Linked DNA regions of Homo sapiens: region 2 is linked to region 1. Evidence: chromatin loops called from intact Hi-C (ENCODE). Cell type or tissue: natural killer cell. All regions are shown on one strand.

The links. Hi-C counts contacts between places; a loop is a spot of excess contacts. Peaks named below come from ENCODE experiments on the same cell type or tissue, not always from the same donor. Only the 100,000 strongest peaks of a DNase experiment are listed, where the experiment ranks them.
Region 2: it touches region 1 in a loop (10-fold over the local background); 1 of 110 quality-filtered maps calls a loop at or near these places.

What each region holds. Positions count from the first base shown.
Region 1 is chr13:114,146,371-114,150,370 of GRCh38, reverse strand. No RefSeq gene overlaps it. Among named protein-coding and RNA genes, the nearest start is that of RASA3, 16 kb to the right of the region's middle. RefSeq lists enhancers at 1,482-1,661, 1,992-2,051. In natural killer cell, no CTCF peak of the experiment used is centred here; DNase peaks (open chromatin) are centred at 450, 1,640 and 3,611; H3K27ac peaks cover 1,528 bases.
Region 2 is chr13:113,874,498-113,878,497 of GRCh38, reverse strand. No RefSeq gene overlaps it. Among named protein-coding and RNA genes, the nearest start is that of LINC00454, 7.0 kb to the left of the region's middle. RefSeq lists enhancers at 3,444-3,990, 3,991-4,000. In natural killer cell, no CTCF peak of the experiment used is centred here; DNase peaks (open chromatin) are centred at 1,907 and 2,347; H3K27ac peaks cover 1,702 bases.

The sequences.
Region 1 (4,000 bases):
GCTTAACAGGATCTCTGGCGGTTAGGGTTAGGGTCAGGTCTGCTGGGCAGTGATAATGCAGCTAAGGGCGGGGTCCTGGGTCCAGGTTTAATCTGGGAAGGGTCTGGGAGGGACTGGGTTTAACAGAAGCACCCAGGTGCCAAGCACTGGGGCAGAGCTGGAATCCCGTCAGACGGTGGGCAGACCTGCAGCCGACCACCACTCTCTGCCGAGGGGAGGGGTCCTGACAGTGCCGTGTCCACCAGACTCGAGAGTGGGGAGTCTGGTAGCTCCAGGGGAAGACTTTCCAGGATTCTCCTTTCACTTCAGGTGTGGCTAGTGTTTCCAGCAGGTGGCACATGCTAATTGTCCCTGTTGGAAAATTCTGAGTCAAGCCAGTGGTTGAAGTGGGTCCTGGAATACCAGGTGTGATATATTTGCAAAACACTTGTGGTCAAATTATGCCATCAGCAGTGGTGAAGGGAAACTTGTAATTGTAATAAATTAGCACTTGAGTGTAGTCCCATCATTGGAAAGAGCATGGCCTTCAGCCCCAGTAACACTGAGATTGGTAAGCAGATGTCTTTTGAGGAAAAAAAATAAAACAGTATTCTGAAATCCAACACCTGTTTATTTAATCACATTTTCACATTTACTGTGCTTTCTAGATGATTTGCCAAGGTTGTCTGGTCCTGGTAAAAAATGTATGAAATGCCTCCACCTGAACAGAGAAGAAAATGTGATCCCAATGAGAACTGTCTGCAGCATCACACTCACCGCTGTGTCTGAGAACAGGATTTTCCATTTCGGCAGTGGATCTAAACCTGATGCCCAGGACCTGTTTTAAGCAGTGAATCAAAGATCACAGAAGTTAAAGTTTGGCAAGTTTTCGACGTCAAGGAGATGGAAAGCCTAAAATCAGTTTCTGAACCACTAAATTAGAGGGAACAGCCTTGCTCGTGAATTTTCCAGAATTCCACAAACAATTAAGAAGACCCAGGGTAGGAAGCACATACAATTTGTTTTCTTTGATGGTTAAGTTGGTTTAAGGCACAGAGTTGAGAAGACAGGTAAGAAGAAGCAACTGTTCAAGCCCCAAGGAGAACCCAGAACCGACCCAGCCCCCGAGGAGAACCCAGAACCGACCCAGCCCCCGAGGAGATCCCAGAACCGACCCAGCCCCCGAGGAGAACCCACAACCGACCCAGCCCCCGTGGAGATCCCAGAACCGACCCAGCCCCCGAGGAGATCCCAGAACCGACCCAGCCCCCGAGGAGATCCCAGAACCGACTCAGCCCCCACGGAGATCCCAGAACCGACCCAGCCTCCGAGGAGAATCCAGGATCCACCCAGCCCCCACGGAGATCCCAGGATCTCCTTGTTTTTTAATCGAAAACTTGTTTTTCTCTCCTGTTTTTAATTTCTTAAGGAGAAAATTTGAGACGAAGACAATGGCCACCTAAATTTGTGTGATACCCTGTTATTTCACAGTTGCCTTACAAGAATAACCGTGTCTCATTTGTCACTTTCTGCTACCTGAGAAACCACTCTGTATGATGTTGACGTGTGACCATGTCCAGGTGCAGCTGACGTAGTCTCAGAGACGTGTCTTTGGAAAAAACAGTACACAACAAATGATTATGAGCCATTCTGAGCATGGTGGTGAGCTGCAGCCAGCAGAACACACCCAGCCCTGCCAGCAAAGGAAGCTTGGTCAACCACAGCAGCCTGTATGGGCTGCGATGGAAACCATGTTGAGTCCCCACCTCACAGTTGAGAAAAGCAACATAATTTCACATGATGCACTAGCCGTGGCGCCTGCTACACACGAGCTCTGGAAACCTCAGCTGCCCTCATCGCTTCCTGCCATTCTGGAAGAAAAGTTAAAATTGGAATTAGCAGTAACACGGGCCTCTCAGAGTTTTGAATAAATAGTGCTGTAACTCATCCTAGTAACTTAACTGGGAACCAGGCATCTCAGCTGGTGTTGCAAAGTCACGCAGGGCTGGGGATCCCCGAGCCCCCTGGGTGAGCTGGGTCTTGCCTATTAGCTCTGTAGACAAGGCAGGTTCCAAAGGGCAGTGCGAATGTGCTTCGAGTTTTACAAAATTCTGTGAGTTCAAAGCCTTTGGATATCTGAGTCTGTCTTAAGAGAGCCTCAAGCTAATATTCACACAATTGTGTGTCTCGGTATACAGTTTAAATGCTGGCATTTAGCTTAGAGAACAAAGAAAACGTGAAGTCAAAGAAGGAACAAAAGCATTATATCCTATCAAAAAATAACCAAATACTATTCAACCATTTTGAAAATTTCTGATTCTGGCATTGGGGAAAGTGGCTGCAGATGACGGTGATGCATGCCCAGCAAGTGGAGGAGGCCGGGGGCAGAATGTTGCCCAGGTGCTGGGTCGGTTCTGGGTTCTCCGTGGGGGCTGGGTCGGTTGTGGGATCTCCTCGGGGGCTGGGTCGGTTCTGGGGTCTCCTCGGGGGCTGGGTCGGTTGTGGGATCTCCTCGGGGGCTGGGTCGGTTCTGGGGTCTCCTCGGGGGCTGGGTCGGTTGTGGGATCTCCTCGGGGGCTGGGTCGGTTGTGGGATCTCCTCGGGGGCTGGGTCGGTTCTGGGATCTCCTCGGGGGCTGGGTCGGTTCTGGGGTCTCCTCGGGGGCTGGGTCGGTTGTGGGATCTCCTCGGGGGCTGGGTCGGTTCTGGGATCTCCTCGGGGGCTGGGTCGGTTCTGGGGTCTCCTCGGGGGCTGGGTCGGTTCTGGGGTCTCCTCGGGGGCTGGGTCGGTTCTGGGATCTCCTCGGGGGCTGGGTCGGTTGTGGGATCTCATTGGGGGCTGGGTCGGTTCTGGGATCTCCTCGGGGGCTGGGTCGGTTCTGGGTTCTCCTCGGGGGCTGGGTCGGTTCTGGGATCTCCTCGGGGGCTGGGTCGGTTCTGGGTTCTCCTCGGGGGCTGGGTCGGTTCTGGGTTCTCCTCGGGGGCTGGGTCGGTTCTGGATTCTCCTTGGGGGCTGGGTCGGTTCAGGATTCTCCTTGGGGCTTGAACAGTTGCTTCTTCTTGCCTGTCTTCTCAACTCTGTGCCTTAAACCAACTTAACCATCAAAGAAAACAAATTGTATGTGCTTCCTACCCTGGGTCTTCTTAATTGTTTGTGGAATTCTGGAAAATTCGCGAGCAAGGCTGTTCCCTCTAATTTAGTGGTTCAGAAACTGATTTTAGGCTTTCCATCTCCTTGACGTCGAAAACTTGCCAAACTTTAACTTCTGTGATCTTTGATTCACTGCTTAAAACAGGTCCTGGGCATCAGGTTTAGATCCACTGCCGAAATGGAAAATCCTGTTCTCAGACACAGCGGTGAGTGTGATGCTGCAGACAGTTCTCATTGGGATCCACCTTGTGATTCTCATTTGGGTCTAATAGCCTTTCTTTTTTTCAGTTCCTTGTTATTAAGTTGCTGTTTGAATGGGCGTGTGGGTAATCTCTGTGTGTGTGTGTTCGTGTGTGTGCAAGGGAGTTCACGCGGGGGGATGTCAGGCCGGCACACAGGAATGGAAAGGCTGCCCACTGGTCTCTGGAGCTGTTGAGGCTTCAGAGCGTCTCTTCCACTGCCGCCCTCCAGGGGCTCCCTCGCAGAGAGCGGAAGGCAAGGGCTGCCTGGGCTGCCATGGGCCATGGCTGAGACTGAGAAGTCTTTCCAGGATGGTAAGTAAAGCAGGTGGGCACGGGGTAGGTGGGCACAGGTGAGCTGACAGCCAGCAGCCCAGGGAGCCCCGAAGTTCAGTCCATATTCTGTCTTCAGATTTGGATTCACTCCCCGTGGTTTAGAAACAGTGCTGTTTGAGGTTAAAAACAAAACAAACAAAAAGCCTGATTTTCAATTCTCAGAATGGATGAGAAGAGTGCCCTATGGAGACTGGACTGTTTTTTCTTCTTAAGTGAATAGCTCAAGGGGAACGTCCAGGTGCCGGCCTTCGGGGGTCTCTGCGCCACTGGAGCGGGGGCTGTTGGGCCTGCGGAGA
Region 2 (4,000 bases), 270 kb after region 1:
GAATGGTCAGAAAGAAGTGTGATAATTCACCCAGTATTGGGAGGACGAGGTGGGCGGATCACGAGGTCAGGACATCGAGACCATCCTGGCTAACACAGTGAAACCCCGTCTCTACTAAAAAAATACAAAAAATTAGCCGGGCGTGGTGGTGGGCGCCTGTAGTCCCAGCTTCTCGGGAGGCTGAGGCAGGAGAATGGCGTGAAACCTGGGAGGTGGAGCTTGCAGTGAGCCAAGATCACGCCACTGCACTCCAGCCTGGGCGACGGAGCAAGACTCCGTCTCATAAAAACAGCCTAAGACAACCACACAGCACACAGGCCTTCATCCTTGGCTGTGACGGATGCGTGTCCGTGTGGAGGGCCAGGCCTGTTTCTCCCGTCACTAATGGAAGCCTCTCTGAGTTTCCATGAAAGTCTCCCCCTCAGAAGGGGCTCTCTGGAAATTTTCAATTATGTTGGTTAGGATAGTAATACATGCTTTTGCTTAAAAATCAATGGGTGCAGAAACAAAAGTATAAAGTACAAAGTGGGTTTCCCCTCCTCAGCCAGAGGCAATGATGTTAGCAGGTCAACCCCGATACCGCCGCTCATTGCTTGAGGAGCCTGTGTCTTTCCTTATGTACGGGGGTCATGCCACGGCCACCCCTCCACACGAGAGCGGGGGCATTGACTAAGGCCAGAGCCAGGCACTGGAAAGGCGCAGTGGCCCCTCTACCTCACAATGGTATTGCTAGGACCCACGTGCATTTGGGGCCCCACATCAAAGCTCCCCAAGCAACCCCCTTGAAATGACTTTGCTTATAGCTCACCTCCAGGAAGGGCCCTTCCCTAGAGAACAGAAGGACACAATATCCCTCAGGCTCTGGGAAAGCAGCCGTTATCCTGGAAACCAGGACTCCTAGGAGATTCTGTGCCTCCCCCATGTGGGCCGTCTTGATCCCCACACAGACTCCAGGTTCAGGTGCTCCTCGAGGCTGGGCATCCCTCCACCAGGTGGTCCTGGTACGGCCCCTCTGTCCTCCGCTCTGGGTCTTGTCTGATGAGCTCATGCCCGTTCACCACAGGCTCCTGGGAGGAGGACGGTGAGGCGGGCAGCCCTCCTGAGCCCCTTCCTCCTTGCAGAGCACTTTCCGGGGCCTGATGCAGTGGAAGGAGCTGAGCAGTTCCCCATCCAGCCCAAAACAGGACACCTCAGGGCTCGAAACCCTCAGAGTCCCCACCCACACGCTACCCACACAAGGCCGATGCCTGAGTGTGAAACACAGAACACCTCCTCCATCTCCACCTGACTTCACTGACTTCCCTGAGCATTAAAAAATAAAAACTAAAAATAAATGAAACCCTGAAGGGTTTCAAAGCAGGAGAGAGGCCATGTCCAGACTGAAGGAGGCACATTCTTGATGAGTCCCTGGTCCAGCAAAACTCCCACCTCAGATCAGCCCAATGCTTTTGTGTCGAATGCCACACATGTCATGGTGTCTGTTTGTTTGACTGGTTTTGCCCAGTCTGGAAGGCTTGGAGTCACAAAGTTAAGGTCATGAGGCATGACTGTGACAATTAAGGCTGTCCCCATGACAGGATGTGAATCTGGACTTCAGGGTACGGGTCCGTCCCTCTGAGAGTGAAGGGAAACGTCCTGCCCACACCACAATGGCACCTACATGACACCTAGTGACACCCACACGGCAGTGACACTGACACTGCAGCGACACCGATGTGGCAACGACACCCACATCTCAGTGATACCCACGCTGCAGTGACACCCACACAGCAGCAACACCCACATGGTAGTGACACCCATGCAGCAGTGACACCCACACCACAGTGACACCCACACCACAGGGACACCCACACCACAGTGACACCCACACCTCAGTGACACCCACGCAGCAGCGACACCCACACCACGGTGACACCCACACCACAGGGACACCCACGCCTCAGTGACACCCACGCCTCAGTGACACCCACGCAGCAGCGACACCCACACCACAGGGACACCCACACCACAGGGACACCCACACCACAGGGACACCCACATGGTAGTGACACCCATGCAGCAGTGACACCCACACCACAGTGACACCCACATCACAGGGACACCCACACCACAGCGACACCCACACCTCAGCGACACCCACACCTCAGTGACACCCCCACCACAGGGACACCCACACCTCAGCGACACCCACACCTCAGCGACACCCACACCACAGCGACACCCACACCTCAGCGACACCCACACCTCAGCGACACCCACACAGCAGCGACACCCACACCTCAGCGACACCCACACCACGGCGACACCCACACCTCAGTGACACCCACGCCTCAGTGACACCCATGCAGCAGCGACACCCACACCACAGGGACACCCACACCACAAGGACACCCACACCACAGGGACATCCATGCTGCAGCAACACCCACACCTCAGTGATACCCACACCACAGTGACACCCACACCCCTTTTCTTCTGCAGCCCTGAAGTCACTCCCAGGCCCCAGGCTGAGGACTGGCCTCAGGGCGTCATCAGAAGCTGCAGAGGCATGACAGTACTGTTTCCTCAGCAGCTTCATGGAAAGATCCAGCCAAGCCATCTGGGGCTGAGCTTTGCTGCGTCTTCCTGCTCCTGGCCAGTGTACGGGCTTCCTGTCCTTGAAAGCAACACCTCACTTCCGACGTCCCAAGAGCTGAACTTCTAGGTGTCAGGAACCAAGTGCCTCAAGGCTCTGGGCACTCTAGATTTCAGGTGGAGCTGGCTGGTTTCCCACCCCAAGGAGAGGGCACACGGTTGCTTGGGTGTTGCTGTGGCCCTGGCTCCCGGTGTCCTGCTGGAGGAGCCTTGCTCGGGTGCCCCTGATGCAGCCCTGGCAGCGGCAGCAGGGCCAGCCACATGGCCACCTCCCATCTCTGTGAAAGGGAGGCCTCACTGGACCAGAATTTTGCCAGACCTTCCAGTTGCTTCCGACCAACCAGCAGGTCCTGCAGCGTGATGCACATTTGCTGTTCTGGGTGACAACCCCCAATCCCATGACCGGGTCAGACAGGAGGGACCGTGCTTCTCTGGAGAGCGAGCTCAGACCATGTTACAGACACAGAGAAGTAGAAAATGTGATGAAGCGGCTAATTATGTTGCTCAAATAGACGTGGAAATCCCGCATCGTGGTGCCCCTCGGGGCAGGCGGCTCTGTTACCCTCGCTCAGCTACCCACAGGTGATGCTAGCTGGGCCCAGTGTGGCCTTTGCCTCCCCCTGAGCTTGGCAACCCCGGGCTGCCTCCTGGGACGGGGCTGTCTCTCCCTTGGGGATCAGGCAGCTGTTGCTGGTCTCAGACGACACCTGCTTGGGCCCAGCCCCACTGTGAGGGTGGCAAGTGGAGCTGGAATTCCCACCCAGGCGGCTGACGCCACAGTCCAGAGCCCATGCCTCATCTCCGTGGCCTGCGCTGCTCCATTCTTGTCTAAAATGGGGAGTGAGATAAATGCCCCACTTACCTCCCCTTCCCAGGAAACTCTCTCTGCTAGGCTTCCTGGGTAAAGCGGGGCCTCAGGTTCCCACACGGCCCGGTGTGGGTGCTGCCCCAGGAAAGAACTCCTTTACCGAAAACTACCAGACAGACCCTCACCCCGACCCCCTCCCGCCCATCACCATCAACACACACACTCTCGACCTCCTTGCTCTCGACAGGCAAGGCCGTGAGCGGTGAGGAGCTGTGTGATGGGAAACAGGGAACCTCCAGGCCAATGCACTCCATCCACCTGGAGGGCTTATCATACACCTGGAGGGCCCCTCACACCTGCAGGGCCCGTCACACACCTGGAGGGCCCACCACTCACCTGGAGGGCCCCTCACACACCTGCAAGGCCCATCACACACCTGGAGGGCCCCTCACACACCTGGAGGGCCCCTCACACCTGCAGGGCCCGTCACACACCTGGAGGGCCCACCACTCACCTGGAGGGCCTGTCACATACCTGGAGGGCCCGTCACACACCTGC